2 separate regions of the Homo sapiens genome follow, and region 2 is linked to region 1. A link is a contact called in ENCODE Hi-C or POLR2A ChIA-PET data. All regions are on one chromosome and are shown on one strand. Each heading gives the region's core, a stretch centred on a gene start or an enhancer-like site at or near the end of the contact. The rest is flanking DNA. Distances are from core to core; before and after follow the strand shown. Region 1 holds the start of LINC00886 (long intergenic non-protein coding RNA 886). Region 2 overlaps KCNAB1 (potassium voltage-gated channel subfamily A regulatory beta subunit 1).

Region 1 (7,177 bases), core at 1,626-4,125:
CTCTAATGGCATTAACTTAACACTCTTGTAATGAATTTGATGCTAAAAATGTGGTACTGATAGCTCTTATTCTGTAATGTAAATTAACCAAGTTCCTTTTATTAAACTCAGCATCCAATAAATGGCCCATAATAAGCACTTAATAAATGCTAATAAGTTCAAAGACTGAAAATTGGTAACTGCCTTATGCACTTAAAAACAACTTTTGTAGTTTATTATTTGCTTGTTTAGTGAAATTATTGCTTCATTTCTGAGATTTTCATAGGATTCTAATGAAGAATCTAAGATTCCAACTCACATTTGTTTTGATAAGCGATTGGTAAAAGTGATTTCATTCTCCCTTTGTAAAGATGAAGTTAATGTTTCTATACCTATTATTTTAAGTAGCTACTGAATTTACAGGAAACAAAGTATAAAAATTTTTCTGTCATTTTGTTCTACCTCCATTGATAGTGTTTTTAATGCCATTAAATGAGTTCCAAATCATCTTAAAGATATTTTCTTAGGGACTACTGATATCAAATATCAAGCATTTTATGAGATCTATCAACCACATGAAAAATATTAAAATAAGTATAGTAGCCCTGGTTTGCAATGATGTAGAGCAATTAGCAATCTTAAACACTGCTGTTGGGGTGAAAAATTAGAACATTTATTATGTTTTAAACCCCTTAAAATGTTCAAAACTATTACAGTTGACACATGATCCTCCTTCTTCCTTTTGTTCAGGAATTCAGACCTCTGTACTGCCCTCCCCCTGTCCTACCCCCAAGCATGCATGAATCAGCCCAAGTCCAGAAGTGAGTTCAGATTAGATCAATTCTGTTAGCACCTTCCCCTTTACCAGTGATTAAATCAGGAATGCGTCTATGATCCAATTATGACTAGAAGTTCCAAGAGACGTTTGCTGGAAGCTTTAGGAAAATTCTTTCTTATTAGCACATATATTCAGTGTTCACCACAGTCTTATAATGTTTTAAAACAGGAAATACTAAAATGTGAAATACATTGATTTACTCGAACAACAGTGTGCAGCTGTTAGAAATGATGATGTGGTTCTTTGCTGATGTGGTTGAATGTCCCAATAGATTGTTCTGTGACAAAAAGCAAGTTAAAAATTGTGTTATAACTACAAAAAAAAAAAACCGTAATATTCTAAACAGCATTCTAAATGTATATTTTATTATTTCTATAAATACATATCTCTTCTCATAGAATCAGAAGAGGTAAACAATCAAGTTTCAGGAAAGCAGGAGCCAGTATTGCTTTGAGAACCTCAGATATGCAATGTGGAATTTGCAAAAGCCATAAAAAGGCTCAGCCCTTAGAATCTACCACTTAATGAAAGTTGGTTCCATTTTCTTTTATTGTTGGCAGTCTCTGCACATGGCAGAGCAGTGGTGGCTGACGGTCCAATTTTGTCACCAAAAGGAACTGGGGAGAAGGCATCTATGCCCACCCTCCTGTTAGAAAATTGCCAGGAAATGACTTTCTTTGGCACAACTTGGATGATATGCAATCTCTTTAACCAAATTACTAAGGCCAGGAGGAGTCAAGTGCTGTTTGTCATTGGCTTACCTTGAGTCAGGTATATGCCTCTCGACCAAGTGTGGGGACCAAGTAGGCAAGGCCACACACAATGACACCTCCCTTTCTAACTACATTCTAGAAGAGTAAAGGCAGAAGCACAATCCAGGCAGGAAGGGTAGGCAGTTCTGTCCCAGAAGAAATTAAGCGTGCTGGGCAGACCAGGAAAAAAAAAAAAAATCCCACGTGAGAATCAGTCAGCTGGTAGAACATTTTAAAATTAAACAGTGAATCTTGCTGCCTTTTCCCACATATGGTAAGCTGAGATGAGAATATGTATTTTTGAGAAAGCTTCCTAGGAGTTTATTGTGTCTATTCTAACCCTAGAGAATCCCCCCTTTCCTATAATGTTACATGTATCACAAAAACAAATGTGTGTGTAACTAGGCACTATAGGCCTAAGAGTCATAATAGGGAAATAAGAGAGCATAGATTCACCAAATCAAAGTTTAAGTACATAGAAAATAAACTAATGTGGAATTTCCCAAGCTTTCAGTTGACTGGGGTGCTCTTGTGTTAAAAACTATCGTGGTAACATTTTTTGTTTTGTCCTCTAAACTTGATTTATCTGCAAATCTACAAACATTTTAATTATGTAAATAGATATCTGTGCGGGCAAAACACTTTTTGCTCACATGATCTTGAGAAGGAACTTAGATTCTGGTGTCTTAAAACGTGGCACCTTTTTTATGTCCTTGGGGCTTTTGAGTCACCATATAAATGAGGTCTCTCATGTTCGTATGCCAGGGAGATCAACCACCTCTGATTTTAAAATAAAACACTGCAAAGAAAGCTTCCGGGAGGAATGAGAGCATGCCCCAAATCACGACTCTGTAATTAGTCTTTGTGCAGAGCGGACAGAAATTTCGTCCCAAAGCCACCGTCCTTGCTCTGGTTCCTTTCTCTGTAAGCATGTCACACGAACCACACTCCTGCGCCATGCATCGCAATTTAAAGCTTTCCTTGTAAAGTTTCCCCAGCTTGATTGCTTATGGAAAGAGCAGCTCCGGTTCCCAATTCGTTTAATACATCCTGTCCGAGCGCGTTTTATTACCGAATGTTACCCACGTTGTGATAACAAGGGGACGCTGTGTCCTCCCCCGGTGAACTCACTCCCTGTCCCAGAAATATAGCGTGACTGCCCTCCCCGGCGGTGTTTTGAAAGTAGAAGCCGGGCGCCGCCCTCCAGCACCTGCACCTCCCGCCCGGCGACGGCCGCCTGAAGCACGAAGTGCGTGCGACCGCAGCCCGGCAGGTCACGCAACCCCAGGCCGCCGCGCCGCCTGCGTGCCTGCAGCCCGCCGGCCCCGCCCCCGCTGCCTGCTTCCGCCGCTTTAGTGCACGCTCGGGCTTCCTGGTGCGCCCGGAGCCTGCCTCGCGTGCCGACCCCGCCGCGTAATCCGGCGAGGCATCCCAGATTCCGCCCGGCTCCAGACGCCCTCCACCGACTTTAGTTCGAGCAGGTGACGCCCTCATTTTAACGCCGAAAAGTGTCAGTTCCCGATATACAACAAACACCTCAGGCTGCGAAACGTGGGATAAGGGGACAGCGGGCTGAGAGTCGACCTCGCCCCTGGGCCCCTCTCGGCCTCCTTGGCGCCTGCTCCCTGCCCGCTCCGTCGGGCGGCCCTGTGCGGGCGGAGAGAGCAGCAAGGCGGCCTCCCGCACTGCCTGGATTTCGAGGGCGGGGGCGGGCGCGGGGGCAGCCCGGCCAGGGCTAGGAGACCCGGGAAGGGGTCGCCAGCGAGTGGCCTTCGCGGAGCTGCCTCACCCCGCCTGCCTGGAGCCGGGAGCCCGGCGTGCACTGACGCCTGGGGCACGCTGGGGGCGACTTTCGTGGCCGGGCGGCTGACCCCGGCGACCCGGCGCAGTGTCCAGAAGTGCGCTGGGGGGTAATGAAGGGCAGCGCTCGCTGAGGCTGAAAGGAGCGAGGGCCGGCGCTGTGTAGGTTAGATTCTTTGTTGACGTCTGGGAGCCGTCTTTTGAAGAATGAGAACGGGGCCGTTATTGCAAGTAGGATGGGCTTCATCGTGGGCCTCGAAGGATCAGGGGTGGGCGCGCCGGCTGCCAGGGCCCCTCTCACGCCACGCCGCGTGCAGGCGAGGGGAAGCGCGTGTCGTGACGACCTGCGATGAGATCAGTTTGAGTAACCACAGCCGTCGGGGCTGAGAAATGCAGCCAGTCACGCAGCGCAGCGCAGCTCAGCGCTGGCTCTGGCCGGGTGGCCGCAGCCGCTCCGCGCTTCGCAGAGGGAGGTGGGGGTGGATCAGCCCCTTCCAGGTGGTCGCCGGTGGGGGCGTCAGAACTATTCTAAGAGGGTGGGGAGCCAGAGAAGAAAACCATACAAAATGCAACTTGCATGATTAGGAGGCTGAATTCTATGAGCAAATGGGTTTTCAAGAAGCACACTGAAAATAACCTCTGTAAATGGTTGTCTCTTACACTTTGCCCAGTAGATAACTGTTTAAAAACTACTCTAACACGGAATTCAAAGGTCATTCAAATGTGCCTTCAATTTGTTTATATTACTTAGTTTAACAGGCAGTACACACGGCTCACATATGCGTGCATGAAATTTAATTTATACAGTCAAGTCTGGAAGCATGGTTTGGCAAGAGGAATAATTGTGAATTCAGTTAAAGTCAGGGTACAAACAGCCAGATTACTTAAAAGGACAGATGAACTGAAAAAAAAATCAGTCCATGAGGAAGCTGTTACATTCATCTTTTCATGGTCTTGAACATCTTATACCAACTCAACAATAATACCCAGCGGAAACTTCTAATTAGACACAGAAAACGCAAGTATTAGCTGTGTGGGCAAGCATCAAAAAGCCTCATGTTAGAGACAGACACATGAATAACATCTATAACGTAACAGCGTATATCTTTTTTTTTTTTTTTTGAGACGGAGTCTTGCTCTGTCACCCAGCCTGGAGTGCAGTGGTGCGATCTCGGCTCACTGCAAGCTCCGCCTCCAGGGTTCATGCCATTCTCCTGCCTCAGTCTCCCCAGCAGCTGGAACTACAGGCGCACGCCGCCACGCCCGGCTTTTTTTTTTTTTTTTTTTTGTATTTTTACTAGAGACGGGGTTTCTCGATGGCCAGGATGGTCTCGATCTCCTGACCTCGTGATCCGCCCGCCTCCGCCTCCCAAAGTGCTGGGATTACAGGCGTGAGCCACTGCGCCTGGCCGTAAGAGCATATATCTTTAAAATTCTGTATTTCAGTCATTTCCTTAGTATACATTTGGCTCACTGATAGGTATGTTAGTTACTATAAAACAATTAGGATTAATCACCAGGTACAGAAAAATCTCTGTTGTGAATTTAAAATTTTTATCAGATTTTTTTTTTCTCTTGAGACAAGTCTGTTTGGTTGATCAGGCTGGAGTGCTGTGGGGTGGTCAGGGCTCATGGCGGCCTCTATCTCCCAGGCTCAGGCGATCCTCCCACCTCAGCCTTTCCAGTAGGTGGGACCAGAGGTGCGCCACCACGCCGCGCTAATTTTTTATTTTTTGTAGAGATAAGGGCTCCCTATGTTGCCTGGGCTGGTCTCAAACTCCTGGGCTCAAGCGATCCTCCCACCTGGGACTCCCAAAGTGCTGGGATTACAGGCATGAGCCACCATGCCCAGACCAGAATTATTTTATTTTACTTTATTTATTTATTTTACAAATCGTAATGTTCATATAATGTGAGTTCAGTAGGAAATAAGGAGTTGATCCTTAGTGCCTAGCAAACTGCATCAAATTAATATTATGAATGAAGAAAGGAATGAATTAATGTATAGGCAGTACTCTAATGGTTAGACCTGTGAACTGAAGTGTCATGAGGGAGTAGTGCCAGCCCTGCCACTGACTCATGTGTGATCTTGGTATGGTAGAAATAATGCTTACAACATACCTACCTTGGCAGAGGTATGAAGGGAGCTATTCCTTACTTACTGCAGGTGCTTCGAGATCCTTGGAGGAGGATGATATGTTCAACTATTATAAAATAATACACCACTGTTAGGACAACCCACATGTAAAATTACAAAAGTATAGATTTTAAATACAGTAGTGCCACCAATTTTTTTCATTTGTATGTAGTCCATCAAGTACTGAAATACAGTGTAGGAGGCTGCACACCTTTATATAAAATATTTGGCTTATAGAATATTTGTCATTGGACCAATATTTCATGATGTGCAATGGAAGTTTAATCAGTACTACTATACTTAACTAATAATATGCATATTTAATTAATAATGATATAATAGTGTTTAGTAATATGTATAATACTATAATAATAGTATTAATATACTATTATATACTTAAATACTATTACAGTAGTATTTGTGGTGATGGTATTTTCTGAGTGCGGAGACCTCTGGTGTATGAAGTGCGTAGGAGAAAACAAACTTTTGGTGACTTTTCTAAACTTGATGCGTGGAATCTTGAAGATAAGGGACCTTCTTGGTATAATTGTCTATTCCCGAGTGAATGAAAGTCTAGCGATATAATCAATATATTAAGAGCTCCACTGTGTATCGGACATTGGTCTAGGCATTGGAGATAGAACAGATAACAGACAAAACTGATTACTTAATGTTTAAATGTTTTTGGTCTCTATTTAATGCACATTACTTTAGGAATAGTAATGCACTGTGCACATCTTTGCGTAAACCCTTTCCTGTTCTAAGCTCTTGGTAGAGGGTCCTTAAGAGGGTTTGGAAAAGTAATGACAGAGGGGCTTTCTGGAAAGGGAGTTGAAGGCAGAACAGTGGTAGGCAGTTTTAACTGGAATCAGAAGGCAGATACCAGTCCTTCATCAAAGTCTCCTGTTAAGAAAATCATAAGACAAAAGCATACAATACTTTGCTTCCCATCATTCTCCCCACTAAAGTTGGCCTCATGTTTCTTAATTCTCTCTGCCATCATATTAAGTCTATGTGTATAAGTTTTACCAGAGTCATAGGCACTCGTGCAGTTTGCTGACTGCATGGTGGTGCCTGGTGGAGGAGGTAGGTAGGCATAAAACTCCAGACCTAGCTTCATCTGCCAACACAGGTGTTTTGCATCCTCCCGAGATAGGGGCATCTTGAATAAAAGCACCATGGGGCCACAGTAGCTCTCTTTTTCTTCAGAGTTCTCAGGCATCTAACCCCTACCTGCCCTTTGGCATGTATTTTCTTGTTGTATTTAATAGCATTGCTCTGCTATGAGTTGCAAGACAGGGAACATTGGGGGATGAGGAGAAGCCAAGGCTGAAGAAGTGAACCAAGCCCTATCAGCTTCCAAGATGTCTAATATCTAGATAAATGAAGACTAGCTAAGGCATAATGATACTGTGTGAAATGTTTTGCAGCAAAAAGAAAGCAAAGCAATGATAGACAACAACCTGTCTTTTCAATTTTAGCAAACAGGAAGAATTGTCAGCTCACAACTGATTGCCTCAGTCTTGCATTGCAACTGGAGAACATGATACAGTCAGACAGCGTGGCTCAACCTTTTGGCCGAGCTCATTTGTAGGATTTGATATCAGATGATTCGATATAGGATATATGTCCTGCTGAACCCTGGGGATGACCTTGAGATTAAAGTGTTTT
Region 2 (7,177 bases), core at 1,790-4,289, 280 kb after region 1:
AAAATTCAAACTCTCTGTTAGAATACAGGTACTAGTAATCAAAAAGAAAATTTCTTGATATCTCCCACTAGCATTTTCAGATTTAGAATTTAACCATGAAGTACATATCTAGAACTAATGACAGAAAAATCGCATTTTAAAATAATATTACAGTTCTTCTGTAAACCTCAGAGTGATTTCTGTGTGGGGAACTTGCTGACCAGAAAATTAAATGAGAATTTTGTACATCCTCAGATAGCCAAATAGAGTTAAAGGGCCACTCCCACACCACCCCCTTCAAAAAAAAACAAAACATGTTTTCTCTCTTTTTACAGATATTGACACAGTATAGTCTCACAATTTTTCTCAAGTGGGATATTAATGAGGGTAAGTAGCCAATAGTGGCAGGGCTAGATACACCTCAGATTTCGAGTGCAACAAGGGTAAGCCCCATTAATCCATGCAAAGAACTTTCATGCATATAGTTTAGTGCATATAATATGATTATAGAACCAGAAGTTCTTTCTTTAACATTTTGCTTTTCACTAGGCAAGTCAATTTACCCAGCATATTCTGAATAGTGACATAGCATTTTTCACAAAGCCAGTGGTTGACTTTCATGTTAACAATGCCTCAAAAATACCAAACATTATATTATAAAATCCCAGTGCTAATTAAACAATGAACATTTGCCTTCCTGGGTATTTTACAGGTTTACTTAAAAAACTGAGCATGTGTATGTTTATTTGTAAAGCTCAAATATTTAAACTTGCAGAAGTTGTGCCTACAAGCAGTTGAAAGTATAAAGCAGGTTTTAATAAAATGTAGTAAAAAATGAACACCTAATTGCAGATACATTGCATTTTCTTTGAAGCTAAGTTTCCATAGCAGTGTAGCCCTCTCTTTCATAAATCAGCTGCATTGTCACTAAAGATTGGGTATTCATCCTTTTACTGTCTCTACTTGTAAGTGGACATAACATTAGAATCCTAATAGACATTCTGGATAAGTTGTACAAGGCCATTCTTGGGGCCAAGCAACAGTAAATATTTGAAAGGTAATAAAGCAAATACCTAGAAATTTTTGTTTTATTGAATAACAAATGGAACAAAACTTGTTAGTATGAATGTGAAAATAGAAAAAAAATATATAAAATTATTTCTGCTTATTCTTCCAAGCAAGACTTTTGAGTGAAGATACTGCTTTTTTTTTTTTGCAGTGAGATATATTTTTAATAACTATTTACTTAACAATAATCTATTTACTAAGAAAAATCTCTCAATTCCTTTCCTTCACTGAATTTAGTCTATCTACTCTGTTTCTTACGCAACTCACATTGCATCTGTGGATTTTGTTCTTTTGAAAAAATATATCTGTACAGCCTTCTTTGAGTTACCAAATGCCTGAAGGTAGTACCACACCCCCTGGCCCCCATATTCTTCCCATTGCATAAGCATGAGGTGTATACAGCAATGCAAGAATAGGTGACTCCAGTCCAAGATAAGAAAATAGAATGGATTTTCTTGGTTGTGAGTTTTCAGATGTGCACAGTGGTAGCGACAGCAGACACCTCAAAGAATCCAGGGAGGGACACTAGAGGTTGAGCAGCAAGCTGCTAAGTGATTCAAAAGACTGGTTAGTAACACCTTTCTGTACTGGGCACAGGCCGCTATTTTAACCATGCAGCTTCTGTGGTTCATGCATTGCCTTATGATCTATAGTCCTTCTTGCTGTAGGGCTTGTTGCGCAGTATGTTATCAATCTCATTTACCACATGTGATGTCATCTTTGGGAGAACCTGAGAGCAGGAGGAGAAGTACAAAGGATATTGTTAGCAGTGTTGATCATTCGGTTTTTTGTGCTCTATATTTAGCAAAGTAATCTAGAATCATATATCTTCATAAACCACAGCTGAAATCTAAGCCCCCCGCCCCCAACACCATCACATTGTAAGCTCCTTGAGGTCAGGGGCCTTGTTGATTGACTGCATAAATGAAGGCATAAAGGCATAAGTGAAGGCTCATAGAAATACAGAGCAGCTCTATCCAACAGAAATATAATGCAAGCCACATTTGTAATTTAAAATTTTCTATTAGATACCTTAAAAAGAACAGTGAAATTAATACATGTTTTTACTTCATTATATCCAAAACATTATTTCAACATGTAATCAATATAGAAAAGATACTTGACAGTTGTTTTTGGTACTAAGTCACATCTTGTGAACATGTTACACTTAAAGCACATCTCTGTTTGGACTCACCATCTTTCCCGCATACAATAGCCACATGTGGCTAGAACCATAGTAGTACACAGCACAGGTCTAGAGACTAAGGAGAGATTTATTCTGACTGGTGGTCTTATCCCTGGTGAAGGATGGCTGGGGTTTAACAGGCATCCCAGGTAGATGGAATAGCATGGAAAAGTGAACTGGAGTGATAGTATACAGTGATTGGTGTAGGTGTGGGGATGCTAAGAACAGGATACGGATGGTAAGAATGGGATAAGAGTGTGGAAAGCCTTGAATGCCATTTTATGGAGTCCCCACTTTAGGCAGTGGGGAACCTGTCAGGACTTCTGATCTAGGAGTAACCCTATCAGACACCTGGAGGTAGTTTGAAGGATGAGCTGGAGGAGGTGGAAAGGGGACACAGATATTAGATATGTATTACAATCCAAGCCAGGCAATAGGGCCTTAACTAGGGCAGTGGAGCAGAAAAGTGGACCTGAGAGACATTTTGGGGGAAGATGGTGGTTTCAAGACTGAGTAACTAGAAGTATATTGGTATTGATTATTGAGATTAGAAACCAAAGGAGAAGTAGTTTGGGGAATAAGAAGTTGGGAGAGAATAGGATGTGTTGAGTGTAAAGTGCCTGTGGAATATCCACCTAGGAGTGACTGAGCAGCTGCAAGTGCAGCTGTGGAGCTTAGTAGCTGCCGGAGGACTGGAGTTGAGGGTTTGTGAGTCATTTGCACCGACATGCTGACTGAAGCCCCGGGAAAGGATGAGCTCATCCAAGGCTAGCATTTACTGTGAGAAGTGGGCCAAGGGTACACATTACACCATAAGACAAGGGACAAAGGCAGACTTTCTCACTGGAAAAGTCTGACCCTGTGTGGAGACTGTGGTGAAATACAATTCTGACGACCAATTCTGAGGTTTCAACCTCATTCTTCCTTTGTTGCAATCCTGCTGGCCAAGGTGACCTTGTCTCCAGTCAAGTGCTATCCTCAGAAGCCTTAGGGTTTGGCAAAATAGAGCTGCCAGCCTGGGAAACTTCATTCTGGTTAATGTTTTACTGTCTGAAGCTGAAGGAAGAATTTGGTTTCCCACTAGCTCTGGAATTTCAGTGTCCAAACAGCTAATGTGTTATTTAAAATGAGATTGTAACAATGAGACCAAAAACCTAGAAACTGGATTTGTTGGATTTTTTTTTTTGTCTAAAATACAGCGGGTTAGCCACGTGAGGAGAAGAATCCTTCATTCATTACACCAAAGCAAATCTCTATAGGAAAGAGATTTAAACATTAAAAAAATGAAACCATAAAAGTACTCGAATAAAACAAGACATAGTATCACAAGACCAGAATTTTCAAGAGAAGCCCCACTTTGAAACATTGTAAACTACTACAGATTTTACAAACACCCCACAGGCTACTAGTTTTGCAAACTTGATGTTACACTGCCTGGGATAGGTGGTGGGTTGGGGGAGGTCTGGCTAATGTTGCTGGGGCTGGCTGGGCATTAGTAAAGTCCTCCCAGGATTGGGTTCCTATTGATCTGGAACTTGGGGATGGAGTAGGATTTTGCTAGGCTGGGATAGTGGTCAGTTTGTAGGCAGAGGGCCACTGTTATCGCCGAAGCTCTGAGTGGTTGAGAGCGGCTCAAGATTCAGATTCCAGGAAGGTGTGGTGGGGAGTGATGAGGCCCGACTGCTGTGGAGCCTGGCCTTCTCTGATGGGTGATGGGAAGCCTCAGAAGGGTTTTAAGGCATGTGGGGAGGAGGGGGAGAGGCGGTTCTCCCACCTTTTAGGTGGGAGTGGGGAGGATGGAACCTGTGCAGGTGAAGGTGGGCTGCCTGCAGCTGTGGTTTCTCCTCCTGTCTCTCCCATCTGTCAGGCTCTGATTTATATACGCCCCTTCGTTCCTGCACATCTTAGGCACGTGGCATCCCTTGAAGCAGCTGCCTTCCCAGCCTACTAGAAATATTTTCTTACAACTGCTGGTGCTCCGTATTTTCCATCCTTTTGCAGCCAGTGCCACCACTGCTGGGCACCCCTAGTCACCCAGTCTGCTTTTCACCATGTTGTGGGGCCCAATCACAACTCGTCTTGGGTGGACTTTAGTGCTGGGTATGGGGGAGGTGAAGTAGAACAGGGGAGGATTGGTAAGCCCGCAATGGTAGCAGTCTTGCTGCATGGATAATGTCCCCTTTAGGATAGGCAAAGCCTCATCCTGCTGCCAGCCAAAGCCTTGCTAGGGAGGAAATGTTTTGGGAAGAAAAATTACTCAAGAGTTTTCCTCTGAAATGTGTCCCCTTCCCTGTCAGCTGCCTTGCCTATTTCCACAGCTTTTAAAACTCAGCCCTAGACTTGCCTCATATGCCATCCCTAGGCACTATGACTGCCCCCAGGAATGGCAGTGATCTCCCTGTATTAGCATGATAAAAATCCTCAATTCCTCCCTCTTCTGCCAAGCCATGGTGTCTCTCTTTCCCAAACCTGCAGAATCCATCCATTTCTCTCCCCCTCCATGGCCACTACCCTCATTCAAGCCACCATCGCCTCCTGCCTGGATGACTGCCCTTGCCCTTCATTCTACTTTATGCATGGCAGCCAGAGTGACCTTCAGACATTCAAATAGGAGCATGTCCCTCCTCTTAAAACCCTCCACAAGGACTTGTTACATGTAGCATGAACTCTAACCCCATGGTGTCCTGCGAGACCTGGCCCTGCCTGTCTCTCCACGTCAGTGCATCTGCTGTCCCTGTGCTCAACTACGTGTTGACCACATTGGCCTTAGCTGGCAGTTCCTGGGAAAAGTCAAGGTCTTTCCCATCTCAGGGCCTTTCCACTGCTCTTCCCTGTCCCTGGAATGCACTTTCCTGGACTCTTCACATGCTGTGTGAAGACTTGTGAATGGTTGTCAAAGAATGTAAAAAATGAAGGCACATGAAGCCCTCGGAATAAACATATTCCAGAGGGGCTTTTTGCAAAAACATTTAATGTAGGCTCACCCATTTCTCAGTCTCAGTAAAATAAACATTTATTTACTTAATAGCCCTTTTCATAACCTGAAATCATTTTGCTATTTATCTGTCTCTCCTACTGGCACGTAAAACATCCCTTGAAGGTTAGACAGTGTTTTTCTTCTTTCCTGTGTTATCTCCAGTACCTGGTATACAATAGGCTCTCAAAGATCTGTTGAATGAATTAAGGGATAGATATTTTAATTCACTGTTTCTCAGCCAGCACATGAGCTCTTTGAAGGCCAGGTCCTGTTCTTACTCATCTCAGTCCTCCCACTGCCTAGCACGATGCCAGGCATAGAATAAGTGCTCCATAAATATTAGTGAAACTGAAATCATTGGATTGAATTTCAGTTCTTTTTTGTACAAACTGTTCTGTCCCCTCATCACTGTGTACCCTTATCTTTTCCCAGAGCATAAATGAACATAAGAGGGAGAATTCCTCACGTAGCTACAGGGAACCTCACAGAATCCAGTAGGAGTTATGGGGCTGGATATGGGAGTTGTTAGAAGCAGAGAGGCAGAGGTGATTACACGGCTGCACAGTCCTAAGAAAGGTTGGGGGAATGGGCAGGGATCTATACCATTTATTCCACAGTGTATTCTGGGCTATTTTTAAAAAAGATTTTAAATCATGTTTGTTGCTACCTCCACCTGTTTCCTTTTGGGAATGGTAACAGGGCTGTGTGCTTGTTGCAGGGACAGGTAGATAGGGAAGAAGCTGTGAGACAGTTCTTTTCCTCCATGAGCAAGAGAAAAATAGATAACCTTACCAGGTAGTGGCTATGGCAGGAATTGTGGGCAGGATCGTTCCTAGGGCTTTTAGCAGGGTTGAGAGTAGGATAGGCTCAGGACTAGTTGTGGCCTTTGGGGAAAGGAGGTGGTCACAATAGATACTAAACTCCACCCCTCTAGTTAGAGCTCCCAGGAACATCCTTTCAACCCACCCACTGCCACTACAGGCTCCCCAGAATATGGCTGCAGGCCCCATCTAGTGCCCTGGACCAGTGGCCATCTCATGGGATAGGGAATGGGGATGGGCCTCCTAAATTTGCTTCTAGGGAGATGTGATCCTGGAAGTCCAAAATAGAATTTTGAGCCCATTTCTCTTAAAACATGGCAAATATTTATTCAATAGATCTTGAGTGTTAACTAAGGGACATGTAGTAAGTACCCTAGGAACTGGAAAACCGTGGAAAAGCAAAGACACAGGTCTGACCTCAGAGGGCTTGCAGTCCAACAGGAGAGACAGGCAGTTATACTACATTATCATAAAAGATCATGGGAGGGGGAATACAAGATGTTCAGGGAACAGCAAGAAGGGGCTCAGCACACAGCAGGTGGGCAATATTTGTGGAAAGAACAAACAAGTAAATGATGTATGTATATTGTCCTATGACTTAAATTTCCAAGCAAGTTATCAGGCCGGCTTTTATGGCGAGGCCTGGGAAGTCAGTTGCCACGTATAACACTGCAATGCACTCTTCCACAGAAACAAACCATCCCAAGAAATGAGCTTTGGGAATACTGCCTGTTCATAGGCAGAGGACAACCCTGGATCCATGTACTGGGAAAGTGTTCTGTTGCCTTTGTTCCCCCTACTCTTGCCCCACCCAGGACAGAGAGGGGGAGAGATGGGACACTGCCTGGAGATAGCCTCAAAGGCACCATTAAATTCCCTGATGTTGGAAGGGGCTGCAGTACTTGCCTGAATGGCACCAAGGTTTTCAATGAGTTGTTCAGGAGTGGATGATCCCAGGAGCACAGAACTCACACCTTCATTTCTCAGGCACCACGCTGGGAGGAGAGGACACTGGGTCAGTTTATCAAAGCACTTCCAATCGTTGATTAGCTTATAAACACCTGCTACAGCTGTTTGTTGCAGCCAAAATTTATTAACTTCTTTTTGTGGAGGATGTACAGTGCTTCCTAGGATTAAAAACCTGAG

The links. A loop is a pair of places that touch in the nucleus more often than their neighbours do. ChIA-PET counts read pairs that join two places held with the same protein, here RNA polymerase II (POLR2A). Pooled maps may share reads with other maps.
Region 2: a map of PC-9 shows a loop between it and region 1 (5-fold over the local background). The contact joins the enhancer-like site here to the promoter of LINC00886 in region 1. A Hi-C loop is called at or near these places in 17 of 168 maps with a recorded cell type or tissue (A673, Caco-2, Calu3 and 10 more), 2 of 37 single-sample maps with no recorded cell type and 17 of 50 pooled maps. POLR2A ChIA-PET finds 5 or more read pairs at or near these places in 3 of 52 experiments (CD4-positive, alpha-beta T cell, activated B cell and activated naive CD4-positive, alpha-beta T cell).

Annotation. Positions count from the first base shown.
Region 1 is chr3:156,812,760-156,819,936 of GRCh38, reverse strand. LINC00886 (long intergenic non-protein coding RNA 886) reads left to right here and starts at 2,875. Exons shown (of 3, transcript NR_038387.1): 1 at 2,875-3,050. RefSeq lists enhancers at 1,778-2,977, 7,103-7,177 and silencers at 2,862-3,071, 3,092-3,421.
Region 2 is chr3:156,531,258-156,538,434 of GRCh38, reverse strand. It overlaps KCNAB1 (potassium voltage-gated channel subfamily A regulatory beta subunit 1), which reads right to left. Exons shown (of 14, transcript NM_172160.3): 13 at 6,938-7,026; 14 at 1-1,777. The coding sequence ends at 1,688. Among named protein-coding and RNA genes, the nearest start is that of SSR3, 20 kb to the left of the region's middle. RefSeq lists an enhancer at 4,198-4,697. Within about 2 kb of position 3,039, at least 21 of the 41 ENCODE cell types and tissues checked have a DNase peak (open chromatin) inside an H3K27ac peak, as active enhancers do; they include PC-9, heart left ventricle, heart right ventricle and 1 more, where a contact is called at or near this core.